Linked DNA regions of Mus musculus: regions 1 and 2 are each linked to region 3. The links are chromatin loops, found by intact Hi-C in ENCODE. Cell type or tissue: left cerebral cortex. All regions are shown on one strand. Links, peaks and the distances in the headings refer to the core of each region. The heading gives the core; the rest is flanking DNA.

Region 1 (5,093 bases), core at 1,266-3,765, 140 kb after region 3:
GTGGCTTTGGTTCTCTAGGGCTCTGCTGCACCAGATCCGCAGGACACTCAATGCAGTCTGCAGAGCTGATCAGACTGGTAGATGGGACCAGAAGCTGCGGAAAGAACAGCTCTGCCTATCAGGACCCTCCAACGGATAGATGTCCAGGGGCAGAGGCAAGGGCAAAGCTATTTCTTTTAAATCTTGAGCGTGGGGTGGGTGAGGAGAAACGCCTTAAGCACATATTTACAGCTACAAACAAGCCAGTGAAAAAGCAGTGAAAATAAGGCAGTTTCCCAGAAACTCAGCACACTTTCTCAGTGCCACAAAATATTCCCATCCTAAGCAGCTTGGCCTGTCTTGGCTGAACACGACAGTATAGGCAGGAAGAGGGTTTCCCCCATGGGAATTAGACACTTGGTTTATTTGAGGTTCAGGGAGCTCTTTTTTTTATTTAGGGCGGCTAGGGACCAGCCCTCGGGAATATAGGGAATGTTGAAGTTCTGCCTGGAACTGGCTGTGGTAGTCAAGTTGTTTGATGTATGGAGAACTGGTATTTGGGTGCATGCATAAGAGATGGAAATGTTAGGGGGTGGGAGATTTCTTTGTCCCATCTTGTCCACCTGCCAGGTGCTATAAACTAGTCTGTTTAATTCCAGGAAGGGTTGTTTTTAGAGTTTTCTCTGGAGCCATTGTTGAGTGATGGAAATGAATGTTCAAGTGGATGGAGAAATACTACCTACCTAAGTGTATTTGAAAGGCAGAGGTAGTGAATACCCCTCCCCCTTGTGACCTGTCAGTTGCTTGACGGTTAATATCAGGGATTAAGCAGAGTAGCCAGGCATTCAACCTCAAAGTGATTCTGTCCTTCATATAATTGGAAGAAGCTGACAAATTTGCTCATCTAGGAGTGTGTGGTCATCTTTTTCCATTTCTAACTGGATATGCCTCTAAAGGGTTTAACATTGATTAGGCTGTGGGGTTATTTTTCTGCCAGATAACTTCTTCTCTGTCTGCTAATAGAGCTGTCAGTTACTGTAACTTTCTGCACACTCAGATAGTGTTACTGTATTCTGTTTGTGCAGCAGATGATAAGGGTGTTTGGGGTGCTGTTTGTGGGGGATATTTGCATATTGAAGCACCTTTTTTTAGAATAGTTAATGTCAAATAAGTATCTGCCCCCAACCCTGTGTGTGTGTGAGAGAGAGAGAGAGAGTGAGTGTGTGTGTGTGAGAGAGAGTGTGTGTGAGTGTGTGTGTGTGTGTGTGTGTGAGAGTGTGTGAGTGTGTGTGTGTGTGAGAGAGAGTGTGTGAGTGTGTGTGTGTGTGAGAGAGAGAGAGAGAGAGATAGTGTGTGAGTGTGTGTGTGTGTGTGTGTTTGAGTGTGTGAGTGTGTGTGTGTGTGTGAGAGAGAGAGAGTGTGTGTGAGAGAGAGAGAGAGAGAGATAGTGTGTGAGTGTGTGTGTGTGTGTGTGTGTGTGTGTGTGTGTTTGAGCTTAGGTAGAAGAATAGGCCTTTGGGCTTGAGAAAGAGTTAGAACCAGTCTAGAAAGTTCAAAAGTGACATATTAGAATACATTGATATACTCTTGTCCCTAAAGCATGTAGAGTAATTGATACCAGAATTTTGTCATTCTTTTTCTAAACTTGAGTACAGGCTTGGTTAAGAAATCATTTTCCTCACTGTGTACTTTTTTAACCCTTGAATCATAGTCTATTTGGTTTGACTTTGTATGGTGACCTCTTCTTTATATGAAACGTCTTTTTAGCTTCTTACTGTTGGATCATAACACAGCTGAAGGTACATCCTCAGTAGATGCCAACCTGGTTCTTCAAAATTAGGCTGGGTAGTGGGACATACCTGTAATCCAATCAGTTGGTCCATAGAGGCAGGAGGATCAAGCTTGAGGCTAGCCTGGACTTCCTAATGAGTTCTAGACCAGCCAGGGCTGCACAGCAAGACCTTATTTCATAAAATGCTAGGGCAGGGACCTGCACTAGACGTGCCACACACCATGCGGCCAGCACTCAGAGACTGAGCAGAGGGTTGTGAGTTCCCAGCCTAGAATACATAGGAAGAGCCTGTCTCAAAATAAAAATATATCATTGTAATGGGGGGAGGGTGGCAGGGGGATTACTGCTCCCAAAATAGAAGGAAAACTTTGTGAAAATATCAGGAAATGTTTGCATATTCTTCACAAGTGAGAGATTTGGAAATTGAAAGAATTTGGCTTGTGTTATTGTGGTTATTCTTAGAAATAGAATTTTTGGGTAGTTTGTTTTGTTTTGTTTTGTTTTTGGTGATGTGGACACTCTAGAATAGGGAGTAATTTGGGTAGCTTGGACTATTGTTTAGAAGCAAGTCTTTTCCTAGTTCTGATAGTTAAGAATTTCCTGTTTATTTGTGACTTTATCTGCTGTTTATGTTACTAATTAACACACATGGGGCTTAACTGGAAACCTGTTAGAGCGCCAAGCTTCGAACACCAAATTGATTCATTTGGGGTTAGCACTTTCCCCTTTCACTGTGTCTCCCTGTCAAACAGTACACCATGTGGGGCAGATGCTGATATTTATATTTAAAGCCCCCTGGGACATGCACTTTGGGAAATGAATCAGATATACATAGAATGAAGAGGCTAAAAGCTTACTTCAAGGCTTCCTTTTTAGGGCTGAGGGACACATATGGTTTGGCAAGTAATGGTTTGGCTGGGACACCAGTGGCTGCCTTTAAGAGGCAGGAATGGATCAGCTGGGATTCAGCTAAGGTTTCATCCTAGCCTGTAAGTGGTTTCCAAGCACACAGCCAATCCTTTGCTTATTCAGGAACCAGAGCATTCTAGTATATGCTGTTCTGCTTGCGACCCTTTACAAGTTATAGATAAGTGGCTAGAAGACAAGGGTTTCTTGAGAATGCATGCATTGTAGGAATACGGGCCAAGATGCTGAGATGCATTCTCTCTTTAAAGATTGGGAGTGGCCAATACTTAGGGCCTTGGGTACAAGGGAGAACATGTCATATTCATCAAGGTTACTAGTTATTTGCCAGCATTTTACTTTGGTGCTGATGGAAATAATCTTTGCTCATTTCTTTAGATGCTGCTCCATATAAGGCCAGTTTTAGGCACATGGGATACATAGTTCCCTGTAGTCAGCTGTGTAGGGCTATGTGCATCCTCTGTGTAAAGTCTACATATAGTCATGTATGAAGAGAAAAGGACAGCTCTTATCTCCACTTTACTGAGAAGAAAAGGCCCAAAGAGATGACTTTTCTCTAAGGTTTCCTTAGTAAGTAAAGGACTTCAGGAATTCTTTACACAGCTACCACGTAAGATTCACATTCTCAATGTCTGCAAAGTCATATTTATTGACTCCGTAGTACATAGATGGGGCTTCAGTGCTGTCACACAACACAGTTTTGGTCTCAGGAAGAGATGTCTAAGGTCCTTAGTAGTTTAGCTTTTCCTCCTGCCCATGTTCCAGGTACTTCTTAGTAGTAATTTTAGTATAATATTTCTTCAAAGGTATGGATATGGGTTTCAGTTTGAAATGTGAGAACTTACATCAGTGACCTATGGGCAGCATCTGCTCAGCACATCTTTGAGGAGCATCTGTGTGGCAGTCCCAGTTGCCAAGCCCTGCTGGGGCACCGAGGCTATTATTCGGATTATTTGGAAGCTTATGTTATTGAAGGGGAAAAAAAAACCCCATAACTCTTAATAGGACTGAAAGGTTAAGTTCATAGATGGGAGAATTAATAAAGAATACTCATGACAGCAATATAAACTAAATACTGCAGTCTGCCATCCAGCCAGTACATGCACCATTGAATGCATTATGCTGCTAGGCATGGGGATTGGGGATGAATAACTGTGTCTGCAAGGTGCCTTCAAAAGCCTTTCTAAGGTTGCTGGATGTCAGTGTGGTTCTGGCTTGGAGACTTGTTTTTGAAGGCTTAGAATCATTTGATCAAAGGTTACCAGAGGTCTCTTTGATATTAACAGTAACAGCAATTGACAACTACTGATATTCCTACTATGTGCTAGTTATATATATATATATATATACATATATACATATATATATATATGTATATATATGATTTATTTTTATTTTTTTGTATATCAGTGTTTGCCTGCATGTGTGTATTACATACCATGTATGTGTCTGTTGCCTGAAGAAGCCTGAAGAGGTCCTCTGATCCCCTGGAACTAAAGTTACAGAGGGAAGTGAGTCACCACAAGGATGCTGGGAACCAAACCCAGGTCTTTTGCAAGAATAGCCAGTGTTCTTAATCACTGAGCCATCTCTCTAGCGTGTCCCCTCCCCCATATAGATATGCTATCATATAATGTTTGTCGCATTACTGTTAATAGTCCCATTTTACAGATAACTGTTTCTCATGTGTATGTGTATGTGTGTGTGTGTCTGTCTGTGTATTTGGTTCACAGCCAGTCAGAAATGAACTTGAGACTTAGAGTATCAAGGCTAGAGTATTCTTGCACGCCAGTCAGACTTCCTTTGTTAAGTGTGGCTCCACTCTTTGAAGGTTTGATCACAATACTGAGCTTTGTCTTTCTTATTGATGTCTGGAGATCTAGCCTTTGGTAAGTAAGATTAGGTCTCTAGTGCTAACCTGTGGACTCTCTCACCTAGAAATTCTAAAGCCAGGTCTTAATGGATTAGAGAACTAGTTAGTCACCTTCAAAAAATATGTAGTTTTAGACAACAGAAGCATCAACAGAACCCTTCTCTGGAGGGTTTAGATAAAGACCCTGTGGGCCATTTTCCCTAAAGTAGAGAAAATGTATTTGGATCTGTTCCTACAAAACCAACAAAAGAGAATTCTCCCTGTGGTACCAGTATCCTTTGTAGAAGTCTAGGCTCTGGAGGCCAAGCCTCTGATCCAGTCTGAGAGTAATTACGGTACGTTTTCTCAGAACCTAGCAAAGTTCAATGACTGTCTGCTTACAAAAACAGGGAATGCAGCTTCCCTTGTGTTTCAGATTCATGCACCCTACAGCAAGGTGTGAATCCATCAGTCCTGTATTTCACAGTAATGCCATATGCCCTCATTTACATCTTTGTTATTTTAAAAAACATTGTTTTCATCTTC
Region 2 (5,093 bases), core at 1,266-3,765, 97 kb before region 3:
TATTTTTATATTGTATAACTATCCTATTGGTACTATGACAAATTATCACAATAATAATAATAATAATAATAATAATAATAATAATAGTCGCAGCTTAAAGCAATACACATCCATTGTCATATGTTTTACAAACTGGAAGTCTGGAATTCACATTATTGGACTAAAGGTATTAGCAAGATTGCCTTCTTCTGGAGGCTGTGAGCAGATAGAATTGATTTCTTTCCCCTCTGTAGTGTTTAGTATGTGTTTCTTGACTTGTATTCCACCATCTTCAAATCCCAGCACTCCAACCCCTGATCTCACCATCTTTCACCTCCTCCATATCACTCTTAGGAGGATTCTGTGATTACATTATCTGTAATCTACCTACATAATCTGTAAATCTTTAGGCTAATATTTGAAGTCTTTTTACCATCTATGTAAGTAACAGTTGCAGATCTGGTGGTTAGAAAACGAGTGAGGAAGGAGAACCATTATTGATCCAGCCATATAAATTAATAATAATGACAGGCAGGAAGTAGATAATAGAATGAGAAATCTGAGAAGTGCATTGGGAATGAGATTTGGTATGTATTAGGAGGGATAGCTAGTTCTACTTGTGAAGTTGAATTTCTGCCTGCCTGGGTCAATGTTTAAAAACCTCCAGCTAAAGTATTATCATGGCAGTTCCTTGATCCTTAAAAATGCTTCTCTGAGTAGTATGGTATTTGTCTTCCCAACATTATCTCAGCTTTCATACCTCCCTCACAGCCTAGCAGAGGCTTTGAGTGGCACTAGTCCTAGCTTCAGAGTGGGAAGAAAAATCAAGTGGTTATAGGGGTTGACCCAGAAGCAATCATATTAGCCTGAAGGGTCTAATCCAAGATGACAGAGGTAGGTCATGAGAAACCCTATACATGTGATATATGAAAGAAACCAGTCTAATGAGGAAGGCAACAAGCACCATAAAATGCTTCTAATTGTTTTAGTAATAGACCACAAAACTATATCTGAGTCCTGCTTTGGTCTTTTCCATTTTATGCTGCAATTCACTCTTCATTATGAAGCAACTGGGGTTCAGATCTTTCCTCCCTTCACACTTAAATCATCTTGAAGATGAGTAAGATTTCCTACATCTATTTGTAGACAAAGAAACTGGGGTTTAGTAAGAGAACAGACCTGTCAATATTGGAAAACCAGCTAGGAACATGAAAAGAATTCAACCTAGACCTCCGAGATACCATAGGCAGTTTTGGTTCACCAACAATGAATGATGGGTTGGAGCTGCTTAGTTCTTTTGCCCCTTCATTCTGACAGCACTGATGGATATGTGCAAAATATCAGGTGGACACAACTATAAAGAGAGCTGCATAGAGGGTAGAGACCATGTCTGCAACCCCCTCCCAGCATGGTGTATACAGGAGACATAAATCACCCAGAGACTGAGTCACCTCTTATGTAAATATCCTTCTTCCCAGGTTAGCTCTCCTTTGGAGATAATTGCTTGAGAAATATTGTCCCTTGGTTTCTCAGGAAAGCAATCTCAACTGCATTTTAATTCTCTCCAATCAAGATGCTATAATGAAAGCTCAAGAGGAGTAGGAACTAAATTGGCTTTAAAAAAAAAAGAGGGATCTAGTAAGTGCTATGAATTGCTCTAAATCAAATGCTCTGTTGTTTCATTTAATCACCATAACTCTTCGGGTGGTGCCATTATGTTAGATGGTCTCATGGGAAATTGAGGCCCTTCAGACTCAGGTCACTTAGCCTGCGCATGAGTGGATGAGCCCAAATCTGAATCACAGGCATGGATACTGAACACTGCGTACAATTTCCATCGCCTCACATGGCCTTCTCTAAAAATATCACTATGATCATTGTTCCTGGGATATTGCCTAATGCAGTGACCTCAGGAACATCAGGCAGGGCTGTCTAGGCCATCAAACAATAAGAGGAAACATGCCAAAGACACAACAGAGGACAATGAGCAGGCAGTCGATGTGGTGATCAGGTGAATTCACAAGGTAGAAACAAAAGCCCACTGGGTACGAAAGTAACTTGGGAACATCGTGGGGACCAGATGGTTTGATACACACCCCAAGGACAGCTGTGCTCCCAGATTCAGTAATTACCATGTTCTTAAAACAGAGGACAGTCACAAAAAAGACCAATGACTCATGCTTTGAAAAGCATATAAGTTTTTGTCTGGCCCCCCAGAGGCCACCAGGCTTTGACTCGAAAGCAGAAGCTGCTGCTTCTAGAAGTAGCAAGATAGAAAGGGCACCTTGCCACTGAATCTTCCCTCTGCCTCAGCAACGAGCTAGCAGCCCATACCAGAAAATAGTTCTGTAAATCAGCTAAAGTCATCTCATACCAGCTCCCTCAGCAAGTGATAATTATGATATAGGAACTAGAAAGAATGCTTGGTCATCTGGTTCCCTGCCTCCCTCCTCGGGTGAATGAGAAGCTGGCATGTATAAAATACTCAAAGGTATCATTAATGATAAAGTCTGCCATATGAGGTTGTTGCTGCCGGGTAAAAAGCCTAACAGCCCCCAGGGTCTCAAGAGACACTCAGTTCCTTAGCTACAGGGGAATAGCCAGATTATTCAGGACGGGAAAAAAAGAAAAAAGAAATTCCATCTTGGAGGATGTATACAGATCCAGAAATAAGACAAGGCAGAAGAGGGCCTCTAGCTTGGGGTGGACAGAGCTCTGGGACACAAACAGTGAATAAGAGAATGGGAAATAGACAGCAAAAGCCATGCTGGGACTAAAACAATATCTGAGCTTCATACATAAATGTATGAACAAGGTGGTAATGTTTTCAGAATGGATTTTCCAAGGCAATAGAAGATATATGACGGGCGTGGTAGGTAGTGAATGATGACAATGTTGGTAGTTGCCATGGTGAGCTGCTGCTCCTGCTGCTGCCACTGCTACTGCTGGAGAGAGTATATGATGGTCATATAGCAGAAGTGTCTAGGATGGTCTGAGTGGTCGTGAAGGGATGGAATGGATGGCTGTGCCAGTAAAAACAGACATATATGTCCTGGTACTGGCTGATAAATGACTGGAGATCCTGATATGTGTGAGGAGGCTGAGATGATGCTGATGGGAAGTTTTGGTGATTAGGATGATGATGTAGCAGTCGTCATAGAGGGGCAATAAATGCAACAACCAATGTGAAATTAGACTTAGCTAAGTGTCCATCATTCTTTCTGGCCTCTTATTCCACAAGAAAATCTGGGTGCTATAGCCAACTAATTCAGTGTTTTAAATTTGCCTAAGTTGTAATTTTAAACTCTTCTCTCCTGGTCAGAGAGGTGGAGAGAAGAACAAACAGTGGGAGATGAGGGGCCTTGAATGAAAGATCCAAGGGCCTCTCACAGCTCCCTGGAATTGCCACGCCCATCTGTCAGACACCTCAGCCTCATTCAACCTTGTAGCACACTGGTTCAGCACAGAAATGAGGATTGGCTAAGCTGTGCCCCAGGAAGCAAGTCTGTACAGAGGTAAGAGTACAGTCTTGGTTCAAACTCCATTCCTTCTACTTCCTAGCTTTGGCCCTTGGCAAGTCCACTGAGCCCTTGATGAAGGAACTGAAGGCAACAATGTGTGCAAAAGGCATATGGTCCTACACTGAGCATACTTCAACCAGTGATCACAGAAATCAAAAGCAGGGGGACAGGACTGCAAAAAGCAGATTCATTGTCCTCCAGGTGGAGCAAAGATGATTTAAAGAGATGTACTTGTGCCCTTCCCCCCTTGACTGTAAGACTATGTAATACTCAGACACACTGGTCTTCAAGTACCTGGAAATTCCCCCCAGGAATCTCATGCTGGGAGAAAGAAAAGGCTGAAAACCTGTGCCAGTCAGATGGGCAACTTTTCTCCCAGAAAGATTTTCTATGATTCTAACAATTTATCAAACTACCTTGCTGGACAGACAGGGGTCCAGACAATGATGGGTCAATGATGAATGGGGACACACTTTTTTTTCTCTTTTTTTTATTATTATTTTTTTTCCATTTTTTATTAGGTATTTAGCTCATTTACATTTCCAATGCTATACCAAAAGTCCCCCATATCCACCCACCCCCACTCCCCTGCCCACCCACTCCCCCTTTTTGGCCCTGGTGTTCCCCTGTACTGGGGCATATAAAGTTTGCAAGTCCAATGGGCCTCTCTTTCCAGTGATGGCTGACTAGGCCATCTTTTGATATATATGCAGCTAGAGTCAAGAGTGCCGGGGTACTGGTTAGTTCATAATGTTGTTCCACCTATAGGGTTGCAGATCCCTTTAGCTCCTTGGCTACTTTCTCTAGCTCCTCCATTGGGAGCCCTATGATCCATCCATTAGCTGACTGTGAGCATCCACTTCTGTGTTTGTTAGGCCCCAGCATAGTCTCACAAGAGACAGCTACATCTGGATCCTTTCAATAAAATCTTGCTAGTGTATGCAATGGTGTCAGCGTTTGGATGCTGATTATGGGGTGGATCCCTGGATATGGCAGTCTCTACATGGTCCATCCTTTCATCTCAGCTTCAAACTTTGTCTCTGTAACTCCTTCCATGGGTGTTTTGTTCCCAAATCTAAGGAGGGGCATAGTGTCCACACTTCAGTCTTCATTCTTCTTGAGTTTCATGTGTTTAGCAAATTATATCTTATATCTTGGGTATCCTAGGTTTGGGGCTAATATCCACTTATCAGTGAGTACATATTGTGTGAGTTTCTTTGTGAATGTGTTACCTCACTCAGGATGATGCCCTCCAGGTCCATCCATTTGCCTAGGAATTTCATAAATTCATTCTTTTTAATAGCTGAGTAGTACTCCATTGTGTAGATGTACCACATTTTCTGTATCCATTCCTCTGTTGAGGGGCATCTAGGTTCTTTCCAGCTTCTGGCTATTATAAATAAGGCTGCTATGAACATAGTGGAGCATGTGTCCTTCTTACCAGTTGGGGCATCTTCTGGATATATGCCCAGGAGAGGTATTGCTGGATCCTCCGGTAGTACTATGTCCAATTTTCTGAGGAACCGCCAGACTGATTTCCACAGTGATTGTACAAGCCTGCACTCCCACCAACAATGGAGGAGTGTTCCTCTT
Region 3 (5,093 bases), core at 884-3,383:
ATAGGTCCTGATCCGTGTGTTAGTATGCTTTCTATAGCTGTGATGAATACCATGGCAAAAAGCAACTTCAGAGAAAAAGGTTTATTTCAAACTTATAGTCGACCAAGAAAGGAAGTCAGAGCAGAAACTCAAGTCAGGAAGCTACAAGGCAGGAACTGAAACAAGCCATGGAAATGCACTGCTTACTAGCTTGCTTATCATGGCTTTCTTAGCTTCCTTTTTTATGCAATCCATGACGACCTGTCCATGGGTAGCACCTCTCACTGGGGGCTGTGTCCTCCCGCATCAATCATTAGTCTAAAAGAAAAAAAATGCACTGCAGATTTGCCTATATAATGGCCAATGTTATGGAAGCAACTCAAGTTCCTTAACTTGGTCAATTTGGGAAAACAAAGCAAAACAAAAAACTAACCAGCACAATGTGGTGTCAAATGCACAGATCTAGATACTGAAAAGCAGAAAGCTGAGGTTATTTGTCAATGTTCACATAGAGCAGCAGAGCTAGGCAATCAAAGGTCTGGCTCAGCCCGTTGTCTTAACCCCTGGAGCCTTTGAGTAGGTCATAGGAAAGGGGATATGAGTTAGACAAGCATATGTTGGGTGGTGTTGGGGTGTTCTTGAACAGGAGTTGGAAGAATCGCTTGCAGAGAAACAGCATTAGAGATGACCAGAGCCAGTGGAGACACAGTTCATGGAGCTGGACATAAGCCGCAGCTGGAAAAGCCACAGCACCAGATGGTGCTGAAAAAGCCAGGGAGTCCTCACATTCCCTCTGCTTCTCAGCCAAGGCTCTGACCTGGAGGGGTCGGGAGAAGAGTGCAGGTGGTTTCTTGTGCCCACATTTGATTTTGATCTTTGATTATATTTTCCTTTTAAAATATAGCTGGAACTCTGGAGCTGGCTGCAAAGTAGAATGTGGCATTTCCCTCTCAAGCGAGGCTTTGTCTCTGGCAGATCACTGGAGTGTGAACGATTTGGGCACACTCCGTGACGTGGCAGGGCTCAGCTGCTGTGAGTCAGGGCACCCCACGACTGTGCCAGCTGCTCAACAGAAGATGGTGGCAGGGCTCATGCTGGAGGGACCAAGCCTGTCATCATCCCCAGTTGCTGACGTCAGCAAGTGTCCTCTTCATTTAGTGCATTTTTTTTATTTTGGTTGAGAGGAAAGACTGGGTCCAGCCATGTTGGTATTTGTGTTTCCTATGCCTCCTGGTATGGCTATGTTTCCCTGGAACACATTATTTCTTACATAAAGGTCATGAAAGGTCATGAGCTCCAGAATCTAAACTTCCTAGAACTCCCAGGATGACTTGCCACGTGATCGGAAATAGAATGAATACCTTCAACCCTTCCCCACTATCGGTTTCTTCTTGAAAATGGTTCCCTCAGAGGGACACTATGGGTTTAACAATAACCTGTTGCAGGACTTGTCACACAGTTGATGATAAGTCTAAACACTAAACATCTTACAAATGCCACATATTCCTGAGTCCAAGATCCATCTTAAATCTTTTTTCCCCATAAAGCCAAGCAGAAAGCCTTGTGCTGATCAGTGACCCTCTAAGAATTAGCTAATGGGGAAATGTGTAAGAAGATGAATAAATAAGTGGGAGAATAAATGAATGAACAAATGGATGAATAACAGGCAAAGAAGCAGCTCATGACCCTTGCCCACAAAATCCACCCAGTAGTTGCAGCAGCTTCTCTCCTCCCATGCCTCCTGACCACACAGTCAAGGATCTACTCAATACCTGTAGCATCCACTTCCTGCCCCCTCCCTGTCCTCAGAAAGGTTCTGGGATAGTCTAAGCTGCTTTGTTCCCTTCTCCAAGCAGCAACTGTAAGACCCTAAGATGACCCACCTGCAGAGATGTTCTCCCACCCAAGTATAAATGAAGGGTGTCCATCACTTTCTTGCAGAGAGAAAGTCTCAATGGAAGACAGGCCAGAAAAAATATAGCTCAGCATAATGATTAATTTTAGCTCTGAAAAGACCCTGAGTTCTAGGCTCACCCACCATCCTGCAGTCAGAACACCAACATCAAGTCCTGGGCAAGAGAGTTTAATCTTAAAAAGTACCTTTGTTTCTTGGTCCCCATAAATGATCTGATCCCTCGCTCCCTTCCAACCTTTCCTCTGGTTTGTTAAAAAGAAAAAAAAAAGCCATTTGTGGGAGCCAGTCTCCCAACCTTGGCACCAAGCCAGAAAATGAAGTAATTGTGCAATTAGAACTTAATTGCTGGATTTAATTTCGATTTCTTTTTTCTTTCCTCCTTTGAAATTCAAGGAAAACACATACACCCCCCCCAAGTGCCTGATGGGTTGCTTGTATCTACCCCCAGCCAGAAGAATGGGCTTGAGTTGAGGGGAAAGGGAAAAGAGCTGCTGGATTTTGCACTTCGAATAGCATCTACTAGCTGAGGTTGTAGCTACTAGGTCGGTGGAGTACTTGTCTCACAGGCACAGAGCCCTGGGTTGCATCTCCAGCGCCTGTAACACAGTCCCACAGGCTCATACCCATTGCCTCATTATTTGGACATAGGGGCAACAGGGTTAGAAGTTCTAAGCCATCCTTGGTGATGTGTTTATAAAAAGATAAAGAGAGGGGTGATATGTTCTATGGAGGTGTGGTGAGGTGTGGGGGTAAGGGGGGTCTATGTTCTATGGAAGTATCCCAGGAGGCAAGGAAACGCAAATACCATTCTACTAATGGGTTATTTGTCAGTCTGAGTGGTGTTGTGTGCCATTCACCAAGCCACCCAGGCAAACAGTCCTCCTCCTCAAAATGTACTATAAACCTGTTTATAAAATGGAAAACAATCACTGTTTCATACAATAATAAGTAATAGTGTAGGGCATACCCTGATCTCAACAATCAAAGACATACCAGATGCAAGGCTCATGATATTGTCCCATCCAGATTCTTAGAACACCTCTAGTGCCTGAGGGAAACTGTCTATCTTATTATACATGAGGAAACTAAGTCACAGAGAGACATTGTCACACAGCTTATGAGCATCAACCTCCTTATTGCAGTTATAAGGCATATACTATAAAATTCTACTACCTTAAGATGCAATTCTATGAATTTTAGTAAGATTGTAATATTTGTCAATTTTTATGGTTTTTTGGTACATTTTTAGTTGAAGTAGAAAATAATAAGTTTCATTATGACATTTTCAAACAAAAATGCCATTGCAATTTGCTAATATCCATTTCCTAATACTTTCCTTTGTCCTCCTGTTGCTCTCCTTCTACCCTAAATAGACTCTGTGTGTGTGTGTGTGTGTGTGTGTGTGTGTGTGTGTATAACACACACATTTACATCTACATCTTGCATATGAGATAGAATGGTACCTCATCTTTCAGAGTCTGGCTTGTTTCACTCTGTGATGATCTCCATTTCCATCCATTTTTCCTACAAATGACACAATGGGATTCTAATGTATGGCTGAATAAAACCCCACTGTGTATCTACAGCCATTTTTTATTTACCTGCTCTTCTGTTGATGAATGTCTGTTCTGGTCCTATTTCCTGGATGCTATAAATATGTCAGAAGGAAAGGATGATCAACTATATCAGTGGAATATTGGCTTAGAATTTTTGGAGTACACAACTGGAAGTGGTATGGGGTCATATGATGGCTGTATTTTCATGTATCTGTAGGAACCTCAACAATGATTTCCATGGTGGCTGTACCGGTTACACTCCCACCAGCACTGAATAGGGATTCCCCTCCCCTGACATCCTTGCCAACATTTGTTGTAGTTATATTTTCTTCATGAGAACCATTCAGACTAAGGTGAGATAAAATCTCAAAGCAATTTTATCTTCTATCTCCTAATGGCTAAAGATAGAGAATACTTCTTTAAGTATTTCTTATCCATTTTCATTTCTTCATTTCTTCAATGAACTATATATATAGTTCATTGGCACATTTATTGGTTGGATGATTTACGTGCTGGCAATTTAATTTTCGTAATTTTTTATATATTTGCATTGTCTTAGTTGGGTTTTTATTGCTGTGAACAGACACCATGACCAAGGTAACTCTTATAAGGACAACATTTAATTGGGGCTGGTTTATAGGTTCAGAGGTTCAGTCCATTATCATTAAGGTGGGAGCATGGCAGCATCCAGGCAGGCATGGTGCAGGAGGAGATGAGAGTTTTACAACTTCATCAGAAGGCTGCTAAGAGAATACTGACTTCCAGTCAGCTAGGATGAGGGTCTTAAAGCCCACACCCACAGTAACACACCTATTCCAACAAGGGCACACCTCCAAATAGTGCCACTCCCTGGGCCAAGCATATTCAAACCATGACATGCATTATACAAATTTCTGTCCTATGGCTAGACAGCACAGATTTTTCTCCCACTGTGTGGACTGTCTCTTCACTCTGTTGACAGTTACCTTTACTGAACAGAAGACATTTAGCTTCACATAATCCCATTTTCAGTTATTGGGACTTTCCTGCTTTTGTTGAGATGGTTATGTGATTTTTGTCCCAGAGTTCAATAACTTGCTACATTATATTTTCTGATCTGAGTGTCTTGAGACATCCTTGCATCCCTGGAATGAAACCATGATGCATGATCTCTTTAATGTGGTGATGGATTCATTTTGCAAGTATTACATTAAGATTTTTTTTTGTTGATGTACTATGATTATCAGAGAAATAAGTCTCTAGTTTTCTCTTGTCCTTATCCGGTTTTGGTATCGGGGTAATACTGGCTTCCTAGAATAAATTTGATAGGGTCCTTTCCTTTTCTATTTTATGGAATCGTTGGAGGAAGTTAGGTATTCTTTAAAGGTTTGAAATTTAGGCAGTGAATCTATCTGACACTAAGCAATTCTTTCTTGGAGACTCTATTACTCCATGTGCTAGCTCCATGTGCTAGATTTGAATGAGAGTGTGTGTTCACCCACACAGATCAGGCTCATATATCTGGATGCTTGGTTCCCAATGGCTGAACTGAGCAGGATTGGGAGGTGTGCCTTATTGGAGGAGGTACATCACTAGAGGTGGGCTTTGAGATTTCAACATCCCGTGTCATTCCCGATCAGCAACCCCCCCCCTCTCTCTCCCTC

The links. A loop is a pair of places that touch in the nucleus more often than their neighbours do. Peaks named below come from ENCODE experiments on the same cell type or tissue, not always from the same donor. Only the 100,000 strongest peaks of a DNase experiment are listed, where the experiment ranks them.
Region 1: it touches region 3 in a loop (2.8-fold over the local background); 2 of 42 quality-filtered maps call a loop at or near these places.
Region 2: a loop joins it to region 3, with 2.2 times the contacts of the local background. A loop is called at or near these places in 2 of 42 quality-filtered maps.

Annotation. Positions count from the first base shown.
Region 1 is chr15:64,306,680-64,311,772 of GRCm38, reverse strand. The region is part of intron 3 of Asap1 (ArfGAP with SH3 domain, ankyrin repeat and PH domain1); the gene reads left to right. Among named protein-coding and RNA genes, the nearest start is that of 1700010G06Rik, 4.9 kb to the left of the region's middle. In left cerebral cortex, for the core only: no CTCF peak of the experiment used is centred there; a DNase peak (open chromatin) is centred at 2,670; H3K4me3 peaks cover 1,142 bases.
Region 2 is chr15:64,539,410-64,544,502 of GRCm38, reverse strand. All of the region lies in intron 1 of Gm30632 (a long non-coding RNA gene), which reads right to left. Among named protein-coding and RNA genes, the nearest start is that of Gm30632, 8.0 kb to the right of the region's middle. In left cerebral cortex, for the core only: no CTCF peak of the experiment used is centred there; DNase peaks (open chromatin) are centred at 2,125 and 2,785; H3K27ac peaks cover 1,442 bases.
Region 3 is chr15:64,442,527-64,447,619 of GRCm38, reverse strand. No RefSeq gene overlaps it. Among named protein-coding and RNA genes, the nearest start is that of Gm30563, 53 kb to the right of the region's middle. In left cerebral cortex, for the core only: no CTCF peak of the experiment used is centred there; DNase peaks (open chromatin) are centred at 1,011 and 2,251.